3 separate regions of the Homo sapiens genome follow, and regions 2 and 3 are each linked to region 1. A link is a loop called in an ENCODE intact Hi-C map of the cell type or tissue named here. Cell type or tissue: heart right ventricle. All regions are shown on one strand. Each heading gives the region's core, and the rest is flanking DNA. Links, peaks and the distances in the headings are about the cores only.

Region 1 (8,048 bases), core at 1,935-6,934:
CTTTTTTTTCTTTTTCTTTTTCTTTTGGGGGGAACTTTCACTGGTATAGAACTAACTGGGCACATAATGGGTAAGGACAAACACTGAAACTTTTTTTTTTTAAGTTAAAAAATTCCAGCTGGGCATGGGGTGGCTCATGCCTGTAATCCCAGCACTTTGGGAGGCTGAGGTGGGTGGATCACCTGAGGCCAGGGGTTCAACACCGGCTTGGCCAACATGGCAAAACCCCATCTCTACTAAAAATACAGAAATTAGCCAGGCGTGGTGGTGGGCACCTGTAATCCCAGCTACTTGGGAGGCTGAGGCAGGAGAATTGTTTGAACCCGGGAGGTGGAGGTTGTAGTGAGCTGAGATCATGCCACTGCACTCCAGCCTGGGCGCCAGAGCGAGACTCTGTCTCCAGAAAAAAAAAAAAAAAAAGTTAAAAATTCCATGTTCAGAAAGCAAGAGACACGGTGTTATTTTCTCCAATTCTGAAAGCTCCCAGTGGTGACAGCATCGTTAGCCATGTGTAACATGTGCATCCAGGCAACTGACTGTCACCAGACTTCTCCATGGCCTTACTCAAACTGAGTAAGCTGGTAGTATTTCCTAAGAGTTGTCACTCAGTTGTGAAAACAGAGAGCTTTTTGTTTTTTGGAAAATCCTGATCAGCCGAAATGACTGGGTGGTCAGCCTTGCCCATCTTTTGGCTACTTAGATAAAGGCTTCTTTTCCCAGGCAAGGAGAGAGATGATGGTTAACTTGCTTTTTAGACTGAGGTCATTGCTATTCGCTGGTGTAATGAATAAGCTAGACGTTTAAAAACAAAACAAAACAAAACAAAAAACCTCCTTTCAAAAGCAACCACATTTTTCTCTTCTCTGGAAATGAACAGAACGCGTCATGAACAGAACACGTCATAATTTTTTAAACATCCATCAGTGCCCATGAAAAAAATTTTTAAAAATAATCTGAATCTCACTTGTTTATTGCCTACAATATCAATCAATGGCTTAGGTATCTCTCCGTGTTCTATTACTTCTCACCGCTCTTAATTCATGAGGTCAAACAGAATCTTAAAACATCATTAAAAAATTTCCTCCCTTTCCATGTCTCAAGGTATCTGTAAATGGACAATTTGGGTGTGCTGAAATCAAATGACTGACCAAGGCCCATAACTGTGATCACAGGTAAAATGTTTTTCTGCTTTGCCAAAAATCCGAGTTTCCTTTGCTCTCTCTGTCAAGCTGAAAGAGCCCTCCCAGACCGAGGGGCCAGGTGGAGAGGCCACTCACACCCGCCCTGTGCCGGTCTACCTTGGATGGCCTCACCAGGGCACGGTTCCCGGGGTGGTGACTCAGCTCTGGAGGACCACCTGCTGCGTGGGGGTTGCTGCCTAGCAGGTCACTGCCAGTCACGAGGGCAGAGAGACCCAAAGGATCAGAGAACAGCTCTGAGCAGGTCAAGGGCAGTGCCAGAAGGAAAGCCTTTGTTTACAGAGGGAAAGATCCTGCACCTTGAAGTGAGGCATTAAAGAGTAGAGGGGCTTTGCACCTGCATCCTAAGCCTCTTGGTTCACCACTAAGCCGCAAAGCCACAGGGAGGAAACCACTGGGAATACCATCACAGAAAATGAAGGTAGGGCCACAGGGCACCTCCCACTCTCAAAGGGAAAAGACGGCCCTGGATCATCTTTCTAAAACACCACTTTGATGAAGTCGCCATGGTTTTCTAAAGTAATAAATGGCAGCCACTACCTGCAAGATAACAGAGTGCATTTGAAACCTTTCCACCACCTAAGTCCAACCCACCTTCAGGGCATTCGCTCTACTTCCTTAGATAAAGCCTCTGCTGGGGTTAAGATGTTCTGTCTCCGCTGCCCCCACTCTGCAGGCTTTCTCCTCCCGCTGGCTGGTGCAGAGAATGGGGGAGCCATTAGGAGCCACAGACACTGAGCTATTCTACATGGAATTCTTTTTATTGTTTGATCTATTTCACATGTACAAAGCTTTGACCTTCCAGTTCTAAGAATTCCTACTTAGAACTGGTAGGTTCTAAGAACTCCTACTTAGAACTGGTAGGTTCTAAGAACCTCCCTGGACCGATTCTGGCACATGTCTCTTCTGAACTCACAGAGCTTGTGCCTTAACAATTTAGAGTCAACTGACTTTGCTGTCCTCTCTAATGTGTTAAGTTTCAGTCCGTGACAAACATTGACAAGACGTGTACCTCATCAAGCACTGTAAAGGGAAAGGACATGACCCCTGCGGCAGAGGTCCACAGTCACACAGATGACAGAAATGTGCCCGATGCCTTCCAATGTATGTCACAAACGCGTATTTGACAAGGGAGAGCAGAGACTCTGCAGGTGGTGAGTTTTGCCTGCAGCGCCACAGAAGTCTTCATTGGGGAGCTCCAGGCTGGATTTTAAAGGAAAAGCCGAATTTTAAAGGAAGAACAGGTTAAACACCGAAGGAAAATGGGGAGGAGTGAATGTTTCAAGGAACACGTATACCAAACAACAGAGTGCATTCTCTCCAGCTCTGCAGCTCGGGGTTCCAGGGTCGGGGGTCCCACAAGGTGGGAAGGAGAAGCAGGCCTTATCACGAAGGGCTTTGTAGGACAGGCCGAGTGTGTACGACGTTTGAGGTGGAATGACAGGGCTACGCCCTGTGGAAGGGGCCGACTGTAGGACTGCTCGGAATTGGGAGTTTGACAGGAGAGAGGCACTTTCACAGACATTATCTGGTTTGATCACCACCCCTTCTTGAGCCATATATTTGGCGATTAATTGTGCACTTGTGACATGTTCCTTTCTGCTGTCTGTTCCTTAATGCCCCCTGCTTTTTTGTCTTGTCCCCAGCTGGGCTATCTGTTCCTGGCGGCCACAGAACAATACCTTCTTTAATGGCTCCCACAGTGACCAGCACGTGCCTTAAACTCAGAGCAGGTCAATCAATCAAACTCCTTTTAACTGAAAGTTTAGGATGTGCTTTTGCCACACTCTCAAGTAAGTAAGTAAATTCATCAGCAAATACCAAGTCCTAAAATAATGAATGGTACTTAGGAAACACATAAAGAGTGGTAGAAAACTAGATGGGCTGGGGTCATCCTGTGGAGGCCCTGGACGGCCCGGCTAAAGCATTTGGAACTCCTCTGTAGAAGTGTTTTGATAAAGAAATGATGTGATTGAAGCTATGCTTAATAGAAGATGAATTTGGCAGTAGGATGGGCTGGAGGGAGACAGTCGCTGTGGTGGTAGAAAGAAGAGGTGAAGAAGTGTTGCCAAGCCAGGTGAGAGCGTTTGCTACCATCTGCACTAGCACGCAGCGCCGTTCCTCTAGGGCCCCTGGAGCTTAAGGTAGTTCTTTTCTCACATCTGTCGCACTTAGGAAGATCACATGGTGATGCTGGCTTTTATTCTCCCTCCCTTTCTTCCTTCTAATAATTAGCAAGCAACAGTTATCTGCCAGACACTGTGCTATTACACAAGGGGGAGAGAGATGAAAGGCAGTCTCTACTCTGATGCCTTGTGGGAGAGGAAGAAAAGTATCTGGTTAAAACGCAGCATATTGAATTCTCTGATATGCCCTCCCTCCCTCTCTCTCCCCCTGCTGGCCAGTCTGTCTTCCATTTCTTTCTTTTTCTTCCAAAAAAAGGATCTGAGGCATAATGAAGGAAGTCAGCTAGGAATGGGGAAGAAGGAAGCTAATCTAATGCGAGGAATCCCTGGAGGAGGTGGCACCTGAGATGACTTTCAGGTGAGCAGGTATCAGCCAGAGGAAACCAGGAGGAAGGGAGAAGAGACGTGCGCAGACACAGGCTGGGGCAGAGGAGTGGGCTTAGCGGCCTCCTGAGACATGAGCTGGAACCTGGAAAATGAGGAGCCATGAAAGAGCTTTAATGAGAGAAAGACAATGACATCTACGCTTTAGAAGGATCGGTCTGGAGACAGCAGAAGGGCTTATCGGAAGGTAGTGACTCTGTAGTCAAAGAGATAGCAAAGTACAGATTTGAGAGATGCCACAACAGACGCATTAAGCCCTGGAGCTGGAATGATATGCACACTGAGAGAGTGAGGGAGTGAGGTCCTTGCTGAAGACCTTTAAAATGAGTTTATTTCACCCAGAAGCTCCAGCAAGGGACACACTCACTGCCTTGTGCTGGCCACGAGGTGGCAGCCTCGCACAGCCATTTTAGCAGAAAATGCGTCCCATCCTCACCGGCGCTCACCACCACGTGGGCAGAGCCACTAAAAAAATTCCACCACGGGGACAGGAGCTCTCTGAGCTTGCCCCATAAACACGCTTTTCTCCCACAGAAAGCCTCCACAGAAGCAATGAAAAAGTCAGTTGATTTGGGGAGAGAAGCGTAAAAGCTCGTGCTCTTCAGAGAGCTCTGGGCTGTTTCAGGGTGGCGGCCGAGCCCTCTGACAACTGCGAAGAGACGGAGACAATACAGGCTGGGGATGAAGCGGTTCGATGAAGGGCATTACCCCCAACGAGAACCAACTGGAGAACCAACTCGTGGAGAGCTCGGGCCCCATGACTCAGTCTGACCCGACGCTGGCGAATGCTGCTGAGGACCCTGAAAACCTGCAGGGACCCTGTCCCAGGCCAGCGACAGCCACCCCTCAGGGCCCCTGGTCTCTGTCAGGCAATGCGGGTCATCTGAGGGAGGCTGGGCCACAGATTCCACGTGTAGCTGGGAGGGGTTGCTGCGTCTGGCGAGGCAAGGGCTGCTGTCTAAACTTCCAAGGGAATGGTGTGGGCACCCCAGGAGGAAGGGATGCCCTGACCCCGCTGCATAGTCGAGGGCATGGAGAACCCATCCGACTGTGGCCTTGTGGCCCATCCCCATTCTCTGACGGGCTCATTGTGATTTTCAGCCACTTGCTATTTGCCACTCAGAGGCAAAGCGGCTGCAAGAGGTAGGAGAAAGCAAGAGACTCCCTCACCTGGAATAGAGCATCCACCGCGATCCCAGAAAAGACAAATCCCGTTGCAGGCACTTCAATCCACACAGCAGTCCTGGGATGAGGGTCCTGTTACCATCCCCATTTCACAGATGAGGAAACTGAGGCACAAAGCATGAAGTAACTTGAACGTGCCCAGAGTCACACTGCTAGCAAGGAGCAGAGCTGGAGTTTAGGCCCAGGTGGCCTGACCTCAGAGCTTGTGCACTACCCGCTGCCTGGTACAGTCCACAGAGAGGGGGCCAGTGCCCGGCCCAGAACCACATGCCCTGGGGCTGGAGACAGGTCAGGGCAGCCGAAAGGTGGAGCGCCCTCTCCAGCACTTCTTCCTCACCCCCTGCGGCTTTCTCCTGTGCTCCGACTGCCACCACTTGCTTGGGCAGCCAAGCATGACAAACTGGCCAGCCACCAAGCAGGACTTTTCAGAGGAGGAGTAAAAACCCTTGTATGAACGTACACTCTTCTTGTCACACACAAACGCCCTTCCTTCCACCTTCAAAGGTGATTCTGAGACTGCCCGTTTTTATCTTTGCTTCAGTTGTGCTTGATTTACAGCCTCCTGAGGTGTTTTGTTTTGTTTTGTGTTTTGTCTCTGTCACCCAGGCTAGACTGCAGTGGCGCGATCTCAGCTCACTGCAACCTCTGCCTCCCGGGTTCAAGTGATTCTCCTGCCTCAGCCTCAGCCTCCCAAGTAGCTGGGATTACAGGCACCCGCCACCACACCTGGCTAACTTTTTTTGTATTTTCAGTAGAGACAGAGTTTCACCATGTTGGCCAGGCTGGTCTCGAACTCTTGACCTCAAGTGATCTGCCCGCCTAGGCCTCCCAAAGTGCTGGGACTACAGGCATGAGCCACGCGCCCGGCCTCCCTGATGTTTTTAACTAACATTGCTAGTGGTTTAAGTTGGGCACCGACAAGTATTAGAACGTAATTGCAGAGGTCACGTTGTTTGAACACCGGAACTTCAAGGCGTGCTTGAACCACCTGATCAAAGGAGAAGGGACTGAGGACCAACAGGAGTGGGGCTAAAGGCATCCTTCTGCTCCAGTTTCCTGTGAACCCGCTCCTCTGAGGAAAGGAGTAGTCCCCACGGAAGACACAGGATCCTTCTGGGGGTCCTCCTTGGCCACGTCACACTTCCAGACTGTGTGGCGGGACACTGACCATCAAGCCGACAGACGTGGGTTTTAAAGCTACGCCTTAAAATCAGCAACTCCCTTTCCTCATGAATATTTTAGTGTGTAATATAGAAGATGTTTTTACACTGAATTAAAGTGCCTGCCACTGAATCTTCCTGCTGGAATTATGGGGGGTGGGAGGAGATGGAAAAAAAATCAATGTTTCAAAGCAGTCCTGATGTGCTAAAAATATCTCTCACTTCTCCTTTCATCTGTCTGGTCATTGTCCCAGACGCAAGCTCAGCACAGCCTCGCCCATACAACATGTCGAATCGCTGTCTACCTCCACTTCTTAATCGGACAAAGAGAGAATATTCTTTTTTTTTTTTTCCTTCCTCAGACATTAGTCCAAGATTACAGACTAGGATATAGCAACCTATTATTCAAGAACAGCTTTTAAAGGTAGCTGCTTCAGACTGGCACTTCGGGAAAACTTTGAAAGTAGACTCCTTTTTTTTTTTAATGCTTATTTTAACTATAGATTGGTGATAACGATTCAACCCCAGAGATCCAGCTAACTGTTGGCACAGAAATCCTTAACGCTACTCTCAAGCAAATAAGATCTTGTAAGGGGAAACTCCTGCAAAATATACCTTGTGAACAAGCTGCTCGCACCTCCTCTTGCAGCTGCAAAGATATTCTACTCTATTGCTTAACTCGTGACCTTGAAAAAACTCCACCTTTCCTGCCAGCAGCTCCACTGCATCCACCTGTCCCTACAGGTAGTAAAAGATTAGACAAAACAGAACCACGTTTACACAACACACTTCCGAGCCTCTCTTCCTTCTAGCCCCTGTCCCACCCCCACTCCAAGGTCGAAGTTCATTTCTTGCAGGCTTCACTTTTCAGGATTAACCAACACTGTGCTTTTTCATTCTGCTCAACACCAGTCCTTTGGCCTCACAGTGCTCGCCTGTGTGGAACACGCTGCAGCCACCAGGTCATCTGCTTTAGACCCAGCTCCATGTCAAGTCCTGTTACGGTCCCTCGGGCATATTGTCATGCTCCTGGGCACCTGAAAACTGACAACTGGTTTCAAATTTCTTACAATTTGCTTTTCTGGTCTATCCTTATTTATTCCCCTCACAGTGACATTCATAGGAAGAGGAAGTAGCAGGCAGTCTCTTGGGGACGGGTCTCTCCTGAATACCTGGGGGGATGCCCTGGGCTGGGGAACCTCACAGGGGCTCATCAAGAGGTTCCAGGAGACAGAGTTCGAGACCAGCCTGGCCAACATGGTAAAACCCCGTCTCTACTAAAAATGTAATAATCAGCGAGGCGTGGTGGCTTGCACCTATAATCTCAGCTACTTGGGAAACTGTGGCAGGAGAATTGCTTGAACCCGGGAGGCAGAGGTTGCAGTGAGTCGAGATCATGCTACTGCACTCCAGAAGTGGAAGTAGCCACCACACAGCTGCACCTGCCACCTCCTTCCCCACTCCAGGGCCTTTGAAATGTGCTGCTCTCTCTATGCCGAGAGCTCTCACCCCTACCCCCTGCACCCACACATTCCTGCTCATCCCTTAGCTGAGACCTTGGAAATCACCTCCTCAGGGGACCACTGGGAAGAAGGTCCTTTTCATCTGAGTGCCTTCCCCTCAGGGCATGATTTTTCTTGGGCCATTTTTTTTGGTATGTGTTTACTTAGGTTCCATGATGACAGAGACCATGCCTTTGTTTTCATCACTATCGTCTTCACCTCACTGCCAACCAGTGCCTGGCACACAGTAGGTGTTCAAGAAAGTTTTGCTGAATAAATGGATGAACAATGACATCAGCCTACTTTGACCTCTTGAGTTCCTCTGATCTCTGAATGTTCTGGAGCAAGGACCTTTAACAGCATCTCCATCTCTTCCTGGCCTTGCCGCCCCACCCAGTAAAACCATAATACTTGCTGGTATAGCCTCTTCCT
Region 2 (8,048 bases), core at 1,666-6,665, 550 kb after region 1:
ATTAAACTCAGCACCAATAGAAATTATACAATAATGTTGTAGACTAGAAGACTGAACATAGCCTCATTGTAAGCCATTTTAATATTAATATACATGTAGCTCTCATTAGCCCCATCATTGTCATTATCATTGTTACCTGTCTTTGAATACTTATTCCATACAAATTCAATGTAGGTCAAAAAAGACAGTAACCATTTTGAATTCCATAAGCAAGTTTTTACCTGGCTCAACCCATGTCCAAAGTTTTTTTTGATGTATTGAGGAGAAAAAGACTTCAAAAATCTATAACTCTGTATTGATGAACATAAATTATCTAGTATTTGGGAAATGGGAGGTGGTGCTAGAATTATGACAAAACTTAAGTGAGACCTAAAATCTTATCTAGGACATAGAACCCAGGGTCTTTATTTATTGTGTCTTTATAGATTTTTGTTAATTATTTGCTTTTAAACTATCCTATTGCCATATTTCTATTAACATATAATTGTTATAGGAGAATGGTAAGGAGAGGAAGAGTGAGTTATGCCTGTGAAGTTAAGTGGTAGGTAGAAAATCAAAACTAGTATTCTTGGAAATACTCCCCAGCTTAAATTTGGAACTTCTGTTGGCTCTATTTAACTGAGCTCCACAGAGCTATGCACATCCCTGCTGACACCCTCAATGTTCTTCACGTGGAAAATAAGCATGCCAAGAAAAGTTAGGCTGGTTCTGATCTTTTAAAAACATCAGCAGATAATATTGTTAGGGAACAATTTATTCTCTTGTTCCCAAATGGTTACGTATTTCTTTTACAAAAGATGCTGATGTCTTTTTTTTTTTACAGGTTGAAAAAAGAATAGCTTAGGAGTAGCACATAGAGAGTTCTTGTGTGTGGCCTTTGTTTCTCTTGACTTTTATAAAATAGGATGTTTCTTGAAAGCTGGGTGCTGTTAAATAATGCATGGTTTTCAACTGGTTAGATGGTACAGCAGAACACTGGGGGTGAAGAAACAAGGATTTCAGTACTAATTCAGCCAACAACTATCCCTGTAATAGTGAGCAAGTAATCTGTATAATCCTGCATTTGCTATTCTATTTCATACAAATAAAGCTATAAGTTAGAACTTACACTTGTAGTGTTTATGACACTCCAAAAATAGCTTGTGGTGTTCATGACAATTTAGGATTTAACACAATGTTCAAATTTGATAAAAATATGAGAAAGCTATACGATACAAACATGCTTAAAAGCTATTTGCCATTTTTAATTTTAACATATTTAAAAAATAAAATTTAAAGACATCTGGATTTCTTAAGAACATAGTGGCGGTTTAGTTCTCAAGCTTTCCTTGATGTTGCTTTGTGTGGTTTTCCAGGAATAATGGTAATCAAGCAAAAAGATTTAAACACACACACACACACACACACACACACACACACACACACACACACACACACAGTCTCTCTCTCTCAGCAAAACCAAGAGCTAGAGTAAACCTATAACTCCCAATGCCTTGTAAGTTTAGCCAGAAACAACTAAAATACTCAGAACTTTTGTTGAAGCCCACAACAGTATAATAGGGAGACCTGGGAAAGCAAAGGGAGCCTAGCAGTTGTATGTCACAGTGAGAAGTGTCAGGGACAGGGCACAAATTGCACCCAGGGCAGCCACTAGAAGAATCAGTGAATTAACATGTGTAAAGTACCCAGAAATATCCAGAGGTGATATGTGTCAGAAAGCATTATTTTGTAAAAGTGAAGGAAACACAGTGGGAATGATGGCTCCTTTTGCAATGGCCAGTAAGAAACCTGGGGAGCTCAAAGCTTGAGATCAGCCCTGTAAGCCAGATGAGAGTCATAGAATTAGAGAAGGTATGGCTTCACCGGAAGTGCCATATTTTGAAGGAGCCATTCAATTCAGTAGCAACAGAGGAAGGAGTTCTTGAGCGAGAACATCCACCTTCTATAGAAATCCTCTGTGAAGTTATCTGGTCCAGGGAAATTCAACTCAATTACATATGAAAAACTAAAAAGCAATAAATAACAAAGCTTTAGAGAGACATTCTAAAGAAAAACAATAAAAAGAAAAATAACAATAAATGAAAGTTATATCCCAGTACATTACCCCTTTCAGAAATGAAGACTTATCTACAAAGAGCGTAAAGAAGAATAGGTAATGATCATATAGCATAGGAATAAGATAAAACAAAGAGGTAAAAATGATTAACCAGGGAAGGTAGGCAGAGGAGAGCCAACATATATATATATAACTGGAGACTTTAAAGAAGAAAGCCAAAACAATGGAAAAAACAAATATTTATCAATTGAATTCAGGAACATTTTCCTGAAGAAAGATTTTACTCCGCATGTCAAATGGGCATACTATATTCAGAAAAAGTTGACCCAAATACTTAACTCTAAGACATATATTAATAACACTGACTATAAAAGATAAGAGATCATTTTATAGCAAGTAGACAAAATGATCAAGTCACCTATAAGAGAACTAAAATGAGACTGGTATCAGATTTCTCTACATCTACTTTCAGTGCCAAGAGATAATAGAGCAACATCTAGAAGACATTCAAGAAAAGACAGTATGAGCCAAGAATTTTATATCTAGCCAAACTGTCCTTCAAGTATAATCAGTTTTTGTGGAAATTACTAGAAAATGGAAAGTGAGCTAGCCAAGAAGTAGCAGGAAAAACTTCAGTTGAAGAATTGAAGATCTCAGCTCATTGATATTCTCACTGGGTCATGAGGCATTTTTGGAGGTTTGTAGAAGGGAGGGTGGTAGGTTGGACAACATTGGATACTTAGAAGCCTTTATAGCAATATCTTCAAATTTTGTGAGGAGAAGATTATTTTGAACCCAGCCAAACCCTTACCAATCTTGTATTCCTGTGATGAGTAAAATAAAGTCATTTTCAGGTTCAAAAAATAATTTTTCCCAGGAAAATAAGTGGTTATCCACTATTTTGATTTTAAAAATTAAATATCTAACTCCTGACATAATAAATGAATAGTCTTTAAACTTTTGGCTTTAAAGATTTTTTTAAGTCTTTGATGGAAAAGACATTATCACACAGAGTTTAATAAGTTTACTAGCTTTTCAGAAATTTTTTCGGAGAGTAAAAATGACAAAACAAATCAAAAGCGTGGAAATCGAATATTAAAAGGTTTCTTGGTTTAAACTGGTATGCTAGGAAGAACTACCAAGATAAAGATGTTTATACTTCAGCCCTGCAAACAAATGAGAATAAACCACATCAAAATTAAGCTTGAATATTCTCAAAAAGAAAGAAACTCTTTGTAGCCATACGAAGTAGAAAGGTAGGGGGTTGGTAACAAAGATTGGCCATTAGTATGAATCTGTGAGTTAATAAAAAATGGAAATAGACTCATTTAATGTGAGTCCCTAAAGATTTTCAGCATAGTTCCCAGATATTTGGAGTGATTGAGTCTGAAGTACTTCAGAAACGGAAATGTGACCCAGCTCCAGTGGAGCCCTCAACGGAGGCAGTGGATGGGGCCAAACTGAGTTGTTTTCAGCAGTGTGCTGATTTTAACTGTATGATCATTTTAAAAAATAGGAATACTTCCAGACATCTTTGTTTTTCAACCATGTTTACCAAGATTTCACCCTTGGGGAATAGATTTTCATCTTAATTTATGGAAGTCTTTGAGAAACCTGGGAAATGGCTAATGAGGTAGATCTTTTTAGTGGTAGATAAAAATTAGGAGATGTTAGAATCTTTTTAATAATAACTACAGTTTTTTAAAACAACATTTAAAATTATGAAAATAGCCAGGCACGGTGGCTCATGCCTGTAATCCCAGCACTTTGGGAGGCCGAGGCAGGCGGATCACCTGAGGTCGAGAGTTCAAGACCAGCCTGACCAACATGGAGTAACACCATCTCTACTAAAAATACAAAATTATCCTGGCGTGGTGGCATATGCTGGTAATCCCAGCTACCCGGGAGGCTGAGGCAGGAGAATTGCTTGAACCTGGGAGGCAGAGGTTGTGGTGAGCCAAGCTCATGCTGTTGCACTCTAGCCTGGGCAACAAGAGTGAAATTCTGTCTAGGAAAAAAAAACAAATTATGAAAATAGCCTTTTGTTTAAAAAAATACATAAATAGCAGAAGTAATCTGGTAGGAGAATTGAACATCAAATGGTTGGGTTTTATTTTAGCAAAACATAGATGTTTTGTGTACACAATTTATTCTTTATGTAAATGCCACTTACGTTCAACAGCTAATTCCCAACTTGGATTTATGTGTTATTTGAAACAGAATTTGATTCTTATTGTCTCGTGACAAATGGCTGTTTTCTCACACATTTTTATGAAAAGTTATAATCTTGAGTTGAAAGAATGGAAGAATAAAGCTTGACTTTTAAACATGAAGTGTATAGCTTAATTCAAAGAAAATTAAATAGTGCTATGTTAAAAGTAGGCAGAGTTCTTCACATTGTAGAAGTCAGTCTGGAGACTTGATTGTTGTAAATGTCCTTTTGTTTGTTTGTTTTACTGTTTTGTAACATAATCTGAAGGGTTTTATAAAAATAAATGCAGAGAGGTGAATTTAGCTTCACCACTCTTATTTGCATATCTGATCGCTTAGTAAATGGTAGTAATATTAATAGGATGCTTGCCTAGAATGAAAGAAGGGAATTTTTATAAGGAGGGTATGATCACTATTCACCCAGAATATAAGTATTCACTCTTACATATAAATCAACGCCTCATGTATCATTGGTTGATTTTGATAAAAATTATGCAATTTCAAGAAAGCAGAAAGCTCTTTATTCCAACATGTTTTTACCCTCACTGACAAAAATGACAACTTGAAAAATTATTTAGAAACTTGCATATGATAATCAGGGGTGGTATTTAGTGTCATTAGGGACAAAGTTTAGGGTTTTTTTGAGAATGTAAAACTGTACATGTTGGTTTTGTTTTAGCACATATGACAGGAACAAACTAAAACTATTCAATCTGTTGCCTTGTTCTGATAGATGTGTATGGACTCAGAAAAACATATGATCTACACTTTTGGTGGTAGAATTTTGACTTGTAATGGCAGCGTAGATGACAGCAGAGCCAGTGAACCACAATTCAGTGGCTTGTTTGCTTTCAACTGTCAATGTCAAACCTGGAAACTTCTTCGAGAGGACTCCTGTAATGCTGGGCCTGAGGACATCCAGTCTCGAATAGGACACTGCATGTTATTCCACTCAGTAAGAACATTCCGTACATTGCGTAAATGTTATTTTGTCATGTATATCTAGATAGGAAAAGAAGTGGTGAAATCTAATTCTTTAGGAAGAGATTAGTGTAGCAATGACAGAGAAAGACAAAACTTCTTTAACAGTGAACTGTTTGCTAATTATGAGACTCTTCCCATCAACCTGGTAATTCCTAAATAGTTACTACCTGGCTACCAACCTGGGCAATCTTATGACTAATTTCACTGCTTATGTAGATTTTGTAGCTATGTTCCTTTCTTATGCCTTTCCACTTACGTCTCTTAGTAATTAGAAGGACAATTTCTTACTCTGTTCTTATTTTCCCTTCTGCTATTCTCCATTAAGTACAAAGAATTTAAGATTTGATTTTATAGAATTAGAATTTAAATGTATCAGCAATGGTCAGGAGCAGTGGATCACTTGATTCCAGAAGTTTGAGACGAGCCTGGCCAACATGGCGAAACCCCATCCCCAGTAAAAATACAAAAATTAGCCTGGCGTGGTGACCTGTGCCTGTAGTCCCAGCCTCCCAAGTAGCTGGGATTACAGGCATGCACCACCACGCCCGGCTAATTTTTTGTATTTAGTAAAGACAGGGTTTCACCATGTTGGCCAGGCTGGTCTTGAACTCCTGACCTCAGGTGATCCACCCGCCTCTGCCTTCTGCGGTGTTGGGATTACAGGCATGAGCCACTGTACCTGGCCACTTTCTTGATGCTCAAATTTTTCTCTTTGGCTAGTAGGAGCACCCCCCACAACATATTTATGTATCTTTTTTTGTAAGAGAAAAATTAAATTGTGAATTCATACTGATATGTCTGATTCAAATAAAATATTTTTTATCTTAATGTCTTCTATTTTGTAACTTTATATCTTTTCTTTTTACCCCGACTGGAGCGCAGATCGTAGCTCACTACAGCCTTGAATGTCAGGGCTCAAATGATCCTCTCACCTTAGCCCCCCAAGTAGCTAAAACTACAGGTGTGTACCACCACACCTGGGTTTTGAGTAGTAGTAGTAGTAGTAGTAGTAGTAGTAGTAGTAGTAGAAGAAGTAGTAGTAGTAGTAGTAGTAGTAGTAGTAGTAGTAGTAGTAGTAGTAGTAGTAGTAGAAGTGGAAGTGGAAGTGGAAGTAGGAGACAGGGCCTTGCTGTGTTGCCCAGGCTGTCTCAAGCAATCCTCTCACCTTGGCCTGCCCAAATGCTAGGACTACAGGTGTGAGCCACCATGCCTGGCCTATTTTTGTGTCTTTTAAGGTTAAAATCCTGCTTCATAACATTAGTTGCTTTGTCTGTCTATAATAGCTTTCACAGTAAAGAAAACTAACAACAGAATCACTGAGTGCTGTTTAACGTTGCTTTCTGATTATTTTTCTGTTTAGGATTTAGACTTCTAGGGATGGGTAGTCAAAAAGTATGTATTAAAATCATTAGAAATACTATTTCTGTGTCTGAGTATATCTTTATATACAGATAGGTTTATTTGTTGGATTTTTTTTGCCCAAATTTTAGATTTTTTTTTTGAGTTAATTTTGTCTTCTAATTAAATAAAAGCATATACATTGTTCTAAAGTCAAAACCATACATCAAGGTATTATTTTTGGAGAGGTCTTCCTGCTCTGTTCCTGCCACTATAGGTAACTGTCTTTTATTAGGTTTTGGTTTATCCTTCCTTTGTTTTTCAAAAAAAGAAGCAATCTCTATTCTCGCTCTCGCTTGCGTGCTCTCTCTCTCACTTTTCCCCTCTCTCACATTCTCTTTCCCTCTCTCCCTCTCTTTTTGTCTGATGCACAGATATTCCTTCTTCTCCATTCCTACACAAAGGAAGAAGGAACCTGTATATATTATTCTGCACCTTGCTTTTCTTCTTTAACAGGATGTCCTAGAGATCCCCTTTTAGCAATATGTAGAGAGCTTCCTCTTTCCCTTTTATTCCAGCATAGTACTCCATTGGGATCTGTTATAAAATTACTTTTGTAGAGGTTTAAGTTTTTAAAGGATCATTCTGAGTTCTTCATGGAAGTGATAAGTTACTCCTTTCTTTTTTTTTTTCTTCTTTTTCAGAAAAATCGTTGCTTATATGTATTTGGTGGCCAGCGATCAAAGACCTATTTGAATGATTTCTTTAGTTATGATGTGGACTCTGATCATGTAGACATAATATCAGATGGCACCAAGAAAGACTCTGGGATGGGTAAGGGCATTGAGTGATTTCTTCTCTCATGTCTTAACTACTTTAGGTAGAAAACTGCAGTTCATTCTCTTTTCTTTCTAATCATTTTTCACCCTTTCTTTATTTCTTTAATTGAGTAATTCCAAGTAAGAGAAAGAAAATTCTACCAGCTTATTCAGTTCTATCTATTTTTAAATATGGGAATTACTATTTCCTTCAAGCAGAAAATATGTGAATTTCTAAATGAATTGTGTGTGTGCTTGTTGGGGGGCGGGGTAGGAAGAATCAATATCTTAAAAACTTTTTATTCTGTGTTTGCTAATTTTTTTCATCTTCTATTTTCACTGTAGTGATCTTTATATTAGGCACTAGCATAGTAGGGTGTGTGTCTTAAGGGGGGAACTTCATGGGATTGGTAACACCTTGTAAGTTTAAAAGCTCAGCATCTAGGAGGTTATTAGTAGTGGAATGGCTGGTTTGCTTAGATTATGCATATTGCCCTGGCATAATTATTAATAGTGCTCCATTCATTTTCAAAAGTGTCCTGTTTTGATCATTTATAGTTACCCTACATAGTAGTTGCTTTGCCTGTGATTATTGTACCTAAAAGAGTGGCTTTAATTAAGGTGCAATGGTTTAAAATGCT
Region 3 (8,048 bases), core at 1,666-6,665, 140 kb after region 1:
AGCCACCGCGCCCGGCCAAGAAATATCTTTATTAACATTTAAAAAGTTATAAAAATGATGTATACAGTAAAAAGACCTAAATATAGATATTAAAGAAGACATACACAGGAAATATCTATCCCATAAGAATATCATTACTCTTCAAACTAATCTATATAGTTAATGCATGACCTCAATCAAAGGAGGGTTTTTCATGGAGCAGAACTCTAAAATGTATATGGAAAAGCAAAACACAAAGAGTAGCGATGATTTTAAAGAAGAACAAGAAGAGGAGACAAACTACCAGACACTAAGACACAATAAAGAAATAAAGACCTATTTTAAAAGCATGATGGTGGCTCATGCCTGTAATCCCAGCATTTTGGGAGGCCAGTGCGGGCAGATCACTTGGGGTCAGGAGTTCGAGACCAGCCTGGTCAACATGGTGAAACCCCATCTCTACTAAAAATACAAAAAAATCAGCCAGACGTGGTGCACACTTCTGTAATCCAAGCTACTCAGGAGGCTGAGGCCTAAGAATCGCTTGAACCTGGGAGGTGGAGGTTGCAGTGAGATGAGATTGTGCCACTGCACTCCAGCCTATGTGACAGCGTGAGAATTCATCTCAGAAAAAAAAAAAAAAAAAAAAAAAAAAAAGCAAGAAAATGGGGCAAGAAAAAAGAAATACACCAGTGGAACTAAATAGCCGCCCCCCCCCCCGCCCCTACAAAAAGACATAGATCTACATAGACAGAAGTTTGTAGGACAGAATGGCACTGTGCATTGGTGGAGAAGGGTTGCAAAGGCAATTAAATGGTGCTAAGACAACAGGTCATCCATGAGAAAAACAAAATTAGGCAACTATACCTCATGCTATACACAAAACTATTTTAGAGGGACAGCAGGTGAAATTGTGAAAAGCAAAACTTTAAAACTTTTAATCGTAAACAGAGGATATTTTATATGACCTCAGCCTAAGGGAGAATTTCTAAAATAATATACCCAGAAACAATGCCCAAAGGAAGGATGACATTAAAAGAAAACTCTTATTCAACAAATGGCATTATTTAAAAAGTTAACAATCAAGCCCCGAACCAGAAGATATTTTTACTCATATAGACCACAAAGAATTGATATGCAGAATATATAAAGACTGCCTACAAATCACTAAAAGAAATCAACAGAAAAATCACATGATTAGAAAATGTCCTTCACAGAAGAAACCCAAATAGCTAAATAAACACATAAATTCTCAATCTTCCTAGTTATCAACCAAATTCTAATAAAACTACAATGAGATATTACTCACTAGTTATCAACCAAACTCTAATAAAACTATAATGAGATACTATTTCACACCCATCAAATTGGTAGAATTAGGACTTGACAATACCAAGTGTTTATGAGGACACGGGGTGAGATACAACCACTCCAGAGAGCAATTTCATTCTAGTTATTAAGTTTGAAATTGTGCATACCCTAAGACCTGGTAATTTTTTGGTTGTATACCCCAGATGAACTCTGGTGTGTGCACTAAGGAGAAATATAAATGAATTCATATAGCAACATTTTTTAATAGTGAAAAATTGTAAAAACTTAAAAGTCTCTCAATAGGAAAATATATTTTAAAATTGTGACATATTTTGAAGAACTGAATACCATAAAACAATTAAAATAAATGAACTAGAGCTACAGATATTAATATAAGTAAACTCCAAAAACATAATATACAGCAAAAAGGGCAGGCTCAGACAATGTACACAATATAGACTGTAGTGAATACTGAGGTGGCTGCTCAGGTCTCTCTTTAGGACTGAAGAGCTTATCCCCCAGTTTCTAGGGGTGTTGCAAGTTAACAGCCCTCAGTTGAAAGAGTCACCTCACCAAGGTCTCATCCCTTCTTCAGGGGTAGCCTTCTTCCCATAACTGGTCAATGTGAAGCTACCAAGGCCTGGCCCCTCACCCCAACGTGGTACCATCCTCAAGGGCTACCCCACCTTCAGCATCCCCTTTGGGATCAGCTGAGGCCTATCTTGTGATCGGACACCACAGCCCAATTTCTCCCTTGGCCCAATTGTGCTTCCTCCTATTCCACAAGTGTGAATCCTAAAATCTCCTTAACAAACTTCCTACATGTTAATCTTCTTTTCTTTTCTTTTCTTTTTGGATACGGAGTTTTGCTTTGTCACCCAGCCTGGAGTGCAGTGGCTTGATCTCGGCTCACTGCATCCTCCACCTCCCAGGTTCAAGTGATTCTTCTGCCTCAGCCTCCTGAGTAGCTGGGATTACAGGTGCACACCACCACACCTGGCTAATTTTTTGTATTTCAGTAGAGATGAGGTTCCACTATGTTGGCCATGCTGGTCTGAAACTCCTGACCTCAAGTGATCTGCCCGCCTCGGCCTCCCACAGTGCTGATTACAGGCATGAGGCACTGGTGGCCCCCAGCCTTAATCTTCTGAGTTCCATTTCCCTTGGAACCTGACTTGCAACAGATACAATGTATATCGTGTTTTAAAACATGTACCATAATACAATTTATGTTGTGAAACAGTATTATTTATGTTTGGGAATGCGTGTGTATTTTGTAAAACTGTAAAAGCATGCACCAGAATGACGAACACCAAATTCAAGAGAGAAGTTACTTCTGGAAGGTAGAAAGGAGGACAGGCTTGTGGAAGCACACACATAATGTTTTAATAACTACATTACATTTTCATTCTTATACTGGATACTGTATACATATATACTGGTTAGAGTATTCCTTATGCTTTCTTTGTATATCCGAAATTCCATGACTTTTTAAAGTAACCTAAAAGGAACAGCTTGCCACTGTATCAACCATTCTTCACTTTTTTTCTGCTGCAATAAACAAATGGATGACATTCATGTGGCCAACAGAGAATAATGGGTGTTCCCACATTTTGAAACAAGAACAAATTTCCTGTTGGAAATAAAAAAAAAAATAGGGCTACAGAGCTCTTTTTGCTTTTTTTTTTAAAGTGGCAATCTTGAGAAGTATTTACAAGTTTGTAATTCTATACCATGCACTAGCAATGATCACTTTAAACAGGCTACTACACAGATAATATAAAACTATGCATAATTTCTACAGTAATTCCACTTCCCTTTCTTCTGCTCAAGAAATTACTGGATTTCAAGTGACCGAAATTATAGTGATAACTTTGACTTTGTCAAGTTTCACACATCGTGGGGCCAAGATTTGAGCCAGGGCAGTCTGACTCTGAATTTGAACAGTGTTTAATTGCCAGGAACAAACCACAGGGAAAACTTCTAAACAGAAGAATACAGAGCAAAAGGAAATGCCTAGGATTGTTCTTTCTAAATTCTCAACATTTCCCAATACAAAAAGTATTATGGTATAATTACAGTTCTATAAAACAATGTGCTCTATGTATAATAAAAATACCAGCAAAATAAAGAGATTACCTGAAAATTGTAAATCGAAGGACACATTCACATAACTGAGATACAACTGGATTTTTCCCTAAATTTGTTAGATAATTCCACAATTGCCAATTTCGCTCTGTTTGTTGAGATCTGATCTTGGTTTCAAATTTTAAAATTTCACTGTATAATAAAATGAGTTCCATGTCCCTAGGGTTGGGCCACGGAAACAATGTTCTTCTCTGTTCCCACCCAATGTGAGCTATGTATGACAGCAACACATCACATAAAAGGATCTAGAAGCTCAAAATAAAAGGGGAAAAAAAAGTATGTGGGAGGGGAGCAGGATGAAAAGATTAAAATATTTTCTAACTCACTAATTTGAAGCAAACAGGTTTTGTACATATCCAAGGCACTGAGCACAAACAATCCAATTTCAACTGATGTTAATTATTCAGGACTACTACTAAGAAACTAAATTTTAAGTTCTATATTTGTTTAATATAAAAAATTTATAATACAGTTACAAAGGAGGAGAAAAACAAAACAAATATATCAACATGGTCAGACATTGACAATAAAAGATTGTTGACTGGGAATGAAATATGTAACACTCTGTCAACAAAGCTTTTCATACCTTAAAGGAATTTTATACGTAATCCCTTCCTCTTAACCCATTATGTGTTTCGAGTTCCTCTTTCTCCTGACACTGTCAAAAAATCTTTTTCTTTAACGTTTTCCCAGTAATCCAGTTATTCCTAAATTTTCAGCGACATTTTAGAAAGAAATCCAAACCTCAGCTCAGGTTAACATCTATACAGGCACTCCCTCTTGTGGTACAAAGGGAAACTGCCTGTTTACTCCAGCGCTCAAGCCCAAGAAGTCCTTTGAGTTTTAGCGCACTGAAGCAGGTTCTTTATTGTCTTCATTTTATAGACCAGGAAACAGCACAACTGAGGTCCAGCAACTTACTTCCTCGAGGCATAACAACCAGAGAACTGAGATTCAGCTCAGATGTCTGATATCCCTATCCCAAGGCCATGCACTTTGCACCATACCTCATGATCTACAACATCTATTCACCCTGTTCTTTTTGTTACCAAATTTCCAAGAATACCTGTAAAGCAGGTAGTGTAGTGACCACATATTACTGAAAGATGCATTTAATGCAATAAGAAGAATCTAATTTTAAACTTCTACTGTTTTGATGTAGTTTCAAAGCAGCTGCTTAGCTTGTATTTTCAGTTTAATATATTCGTGATCATTAACAAAACAGCGAAGTGAATAATGGGCATAAATTTTCCTAAGAAGAATCATTTTCCATACTTATTTTTCAATATTATCAAAAAGTATGTAATTTTGTGGGTTTTTTTGTTTTTTTTTTTTTTGAAACAGAATCTTGCTCTGTTGCCCAGGCTCGAGTGCAATGGTGCAATCTCGGCTCACTACAACCTCCGCCTCCCAGGTTCAGGCTATTCTCCTGCCTCAGCCTCCCGAGTAGCTGACATTACAGGCGCACACCACCATACCCACCTAATTTTTGTGTTTTTAGTAGAGACAGGGTTTCACCACATTGGCCAGGCTGGTCTAGAACTCCTGACCTCAGGTGATCCCCCCGCCTTGGCCTCTCAAAATGCTGGGATTACAGGCGTAAGCCACCGCGCCCAGCCGTAAACAGAATTTTATTTTGTGTGTTATGGACCCACTTGTAACCAAAAGCGCTTCTTTGAAGGACAAGACAAATAATTAGAATTTCCAAAATAATAAACTGTCATCCTTATTTACATGTTAATGTCAATGGATCTGAATAAAAGAATTTATGCGGCCGGGTGCGGTGGCTCATTCCTGTAATCCCAGCACTTAGGGAGGCCAAGGTGGGTGGATCACCTGAGGTCAGGAGTTCGACACCAGCCTGGTCAACATGTGAAACCCCGTCTCTACTAAAAATACCAAAATTAGCCGAGTGTGGTGGCGCATGCCTGTAATCCCAGCTACTCAGGAGGCTAAGGCAGGAGAATCGCTTGAACCCAGGAGGCGGAGGTTGCAGTGAGCCTTGATCGTGCCACTGCACTCCAGCCTGGACGACAAACTGAGACTCAGTCTCAAAAAAAAAAAAGAAAAAGAAAAAGAATTTATGCTTTGTGTTAATGGCATGTCATAAAATTTCAAAACCTGCTGATTCCCAAACACCTATTTTATTTATCTTCATCATGAATTTATATGATGAAAAGTACCTCCTTTACAGGTTTTAAAAGTTAAATGAGCTATACAAGTCAAGGACTGGTTAGTCTTTTATAAAGTTCACCTTTTTCATCTTCCTTTTACCAGAGAAATATAAAGATGTACTCCCATAAATGGTAAAAATACAGAGGGAAGAAGGCAAGACAGCAAGTAGAAAAAATAATTATCAAAAGCACTACTGAATTCTTCAATGTGACAGGTTTTCACCTGCAAGAATTTTTCCACTCTGGAAATGCCCCGAAGTGTCCCACAGTGATTCCACCTGTACAAGTGAGACTACAGCCCATGATGCTGCCCAACCACAGTTGGCCAAGACCTCCCTAGCTGCCCCTTTCTGCCTGATGTGCCACGTGTGTCCCCCCCCAGAGCTGGGCCATGGAGCAAAGAGGATCAGCTTTAAAGCCCAATCAAACGTAGGCTGCATTCCCCTGATCAAACCTCCAAAGTGAATTCCTGGTTTCCTAACTCAATAAGCAAAACAAACAGATGCAACCTCCAAGTATTTTGTATTCCTCACCTCAGTGAATTCCCCACCACTTGCTGAGAAGGCCACGGCAGAAGCTGAACTAATCCTTGACTCCTTTTTCTCCAATATTCTCCCTATCCTGCCAGTCAAAAGGGCATATAACTCCCAGTCACTGAATCTCTTGACTCAACCTCTCTTCTTTAATCCCAATGCCACAGCTTTAGATAAAGTCCTTCCAACATCTTGCAACCTGGATAACAGCCAAGTCCTATTCATCCCTCTCAACCTGGCTCTTCCATGCCCTCCTGCAAGGCCTTCCCCAGCCCTTCTCTGTGGATGCCCCTCCTCCGTTTTGAAGCAGACTGGATACCAGCCCCACCCCGCCGCCATGCTTCTTTTATCCTTGCAGGTGGGTGTGTCTTTATCTTCAGGGTGCCTGAAACATATGAGTGTTCCACAAATTTTTGTTGAATAAGGGATTTCCTTTTGAGGGAAGGAAAAAGTGAAAAAGCACAATTTGGTTAACTAAGCTGGTACTTTATTTGGAAAAATGGCTTAATGAATTTCAGTTTAAGATCCGGTTTTTTCCAAAATAAATTTTTTCTGTTTGCATAAACTTGGGCAGAATCATGGGCAGGATGTTCTAGGGTCATTGTATTTTCATTAAAATTAGGTAAATGTCTAACTGAAAAATGCCCACTTTTACCCAAGTAAGTAAAATTCAATCTTCTATTTTATATATGGGGGGATTCAGGGGCAAAGGTGTGAGGTCACTAACCCCAGAGATAACTGATTCCTGTCTGGTGCAGAAAATGGAAGTGCTCCAAGAGGGCATCTCTCTGCTTCACTTCCCCAACCACTGCAAGGATCTTATGCTCAGATTACCTGATGTCTCTACATATATGGGAGTTGGGGTCAGGTGGGTGGACACCCAGGCCTAGAAGCAAAGGTATTAAGCCACCATCAATTTCCTTCCTAAAGAACTAAAAGGTGAAGGATAGGGCCAGGCACGGTGGCTCACGCCTATAATCCCAGCACTTTGGGAGGCCGAGGAGGGCAGCTCATTTGAGGTCAGGTGTTCGAGACGAGCCTGGCTGACATGGTGAAACCCCATCTCTACTAAAAATCCAAAAAAAAAAAAAAAAAAAGCCAGGCATGGTGGTACATGCCTGTAGTCCCAGCTACTTGGGAGGCTGAGGCAGGAGAATTGCTTGAACCCGGGAGGCGGAGGCTGTAGTGGGCTGAGATCACGCCACTTCACTCCATCCAGCCTGGGCAACAGAGCGAGACTCTGTCTCAAAAAATAAAATAGGCCGGGCATGGTGGCTCACGCCTGTAATCCCAGCACTTTGGGAGGCCAAGGTGGGGAAATCACCTGAGGTCGGGAGTTTGAGACCAGCCCGACCAACATGGAGAAACCCTGTCTCTACTAAAAACACAAAGTTAGCCAGGCATGGTGGCGCATGCCTGTAATCCCAGCTACTCCACAGGCTGAGACAGGAGAATCGCTTGAACCCGGGAGGCGGAGGCTGCGGTGAGCTGAGATCGCGCCATTGCACTTTACCTGGGCAACAAGAGTGAAACTTGTCTCAAAAAAAAAAAAATTAAATTAAAAATTGAAGGATAACCCACCACCATAAATTTGAACTACTTTACACAAATTGAATATTAATCCAAAAAACATGTTTTCCAGTGGGGAGGGGGGTGTTAATAACTATTTAACATAAAACCAATCATTTGACAAATGATATGCAAGGGAAATACAGCTATTCCTGGTCACTAAATTCTGGGAAAAACAAGTAACTCTTTTTACGATTTAATTTAAATTATTTTACAATGTAACTAATTTACAAATAACTAACTTACAATTAGAATCCAAAAAGCATTTGGCATAGAACATGAATTCAGTGAACCTCACCAAAGTATTCCAAAGCAGTATGTTACAATGAAGTCA

The links. Peaks named below come from ENCODE experiments on the same cell type or tissue, not always from the same donor. Only the 100,000 strongest peaks of a DNase experiment are listed, where the experiment ranks them.
Region 2: a loop joins it to region 1, with 4 times the contacts of the local background. A loop is called at or near these places in 2 of 110 quality-filtered maps.
Region 3: a loop joins it to region 1, with 8 times the contacts of the local background. A loop is called at or near these places in 89 of 110 quality-filtered maps.

What each region holds. Positions count from the first base shown.
Region 1 is chr7:130,892,984-130,901,031 of GRCh38, forward strand. All of the region lies in intron 6 of LINC-PINT (long intergenic non-protein coding RNA, p53 induced transcript), which reads right to left. Among named protein-coding and RNA genes, the nearest start is that of LINC00513, 16 kb to the right of the region's middle. RefSeq lists an enhancer at 6,807-7,101 and a silencer at 7,047-7,250. In heart right ventricle, for the core only: CTCF peaks have their summits at 4,154 (motif pointing right) and 4,365; a DNase peak (open chromatin) is centred at 4,188; H3K27ac peaks cover 4,592 bases.
Region 2 is chr7:131,438,481-131,446,528 of GRCh38, forward strand. MKLN1 (muskelin 1) reads left to right here. Exons shown (of 18, transcript NM_013255.5): 11 at 5,001-5,222; 12 at 7,294-7,423. Among named protein-coding and RNA genes, the nearest start is that of PODXL, 110 kb to the right of the region's middle. RefSeq lists an enhancer at 521-1,022. In heart right ventricle, for the core only: no CTCF peak of the experiment used is centred there; no DNase peak of the experiment used is centred there.
Region 3 is chr7:131,036,402-131,044,449 of GRCh38, forward strand. The region is part of intron 3 of LINC-PINT (long intergenic non-protein coding RNA, p53 induced transcript); the gene reads right to left. Among named protein-coding and RNA genes, the nearest start is that of LINC-PINT, 69 kb to the right of the region's middle. In heart right ventricle, for the core only: a CTCF peak has its summit at 4,219; a DNase peak (open chromatin) is centred at 4,233; H3K27ac peaks cover 2,981 bases.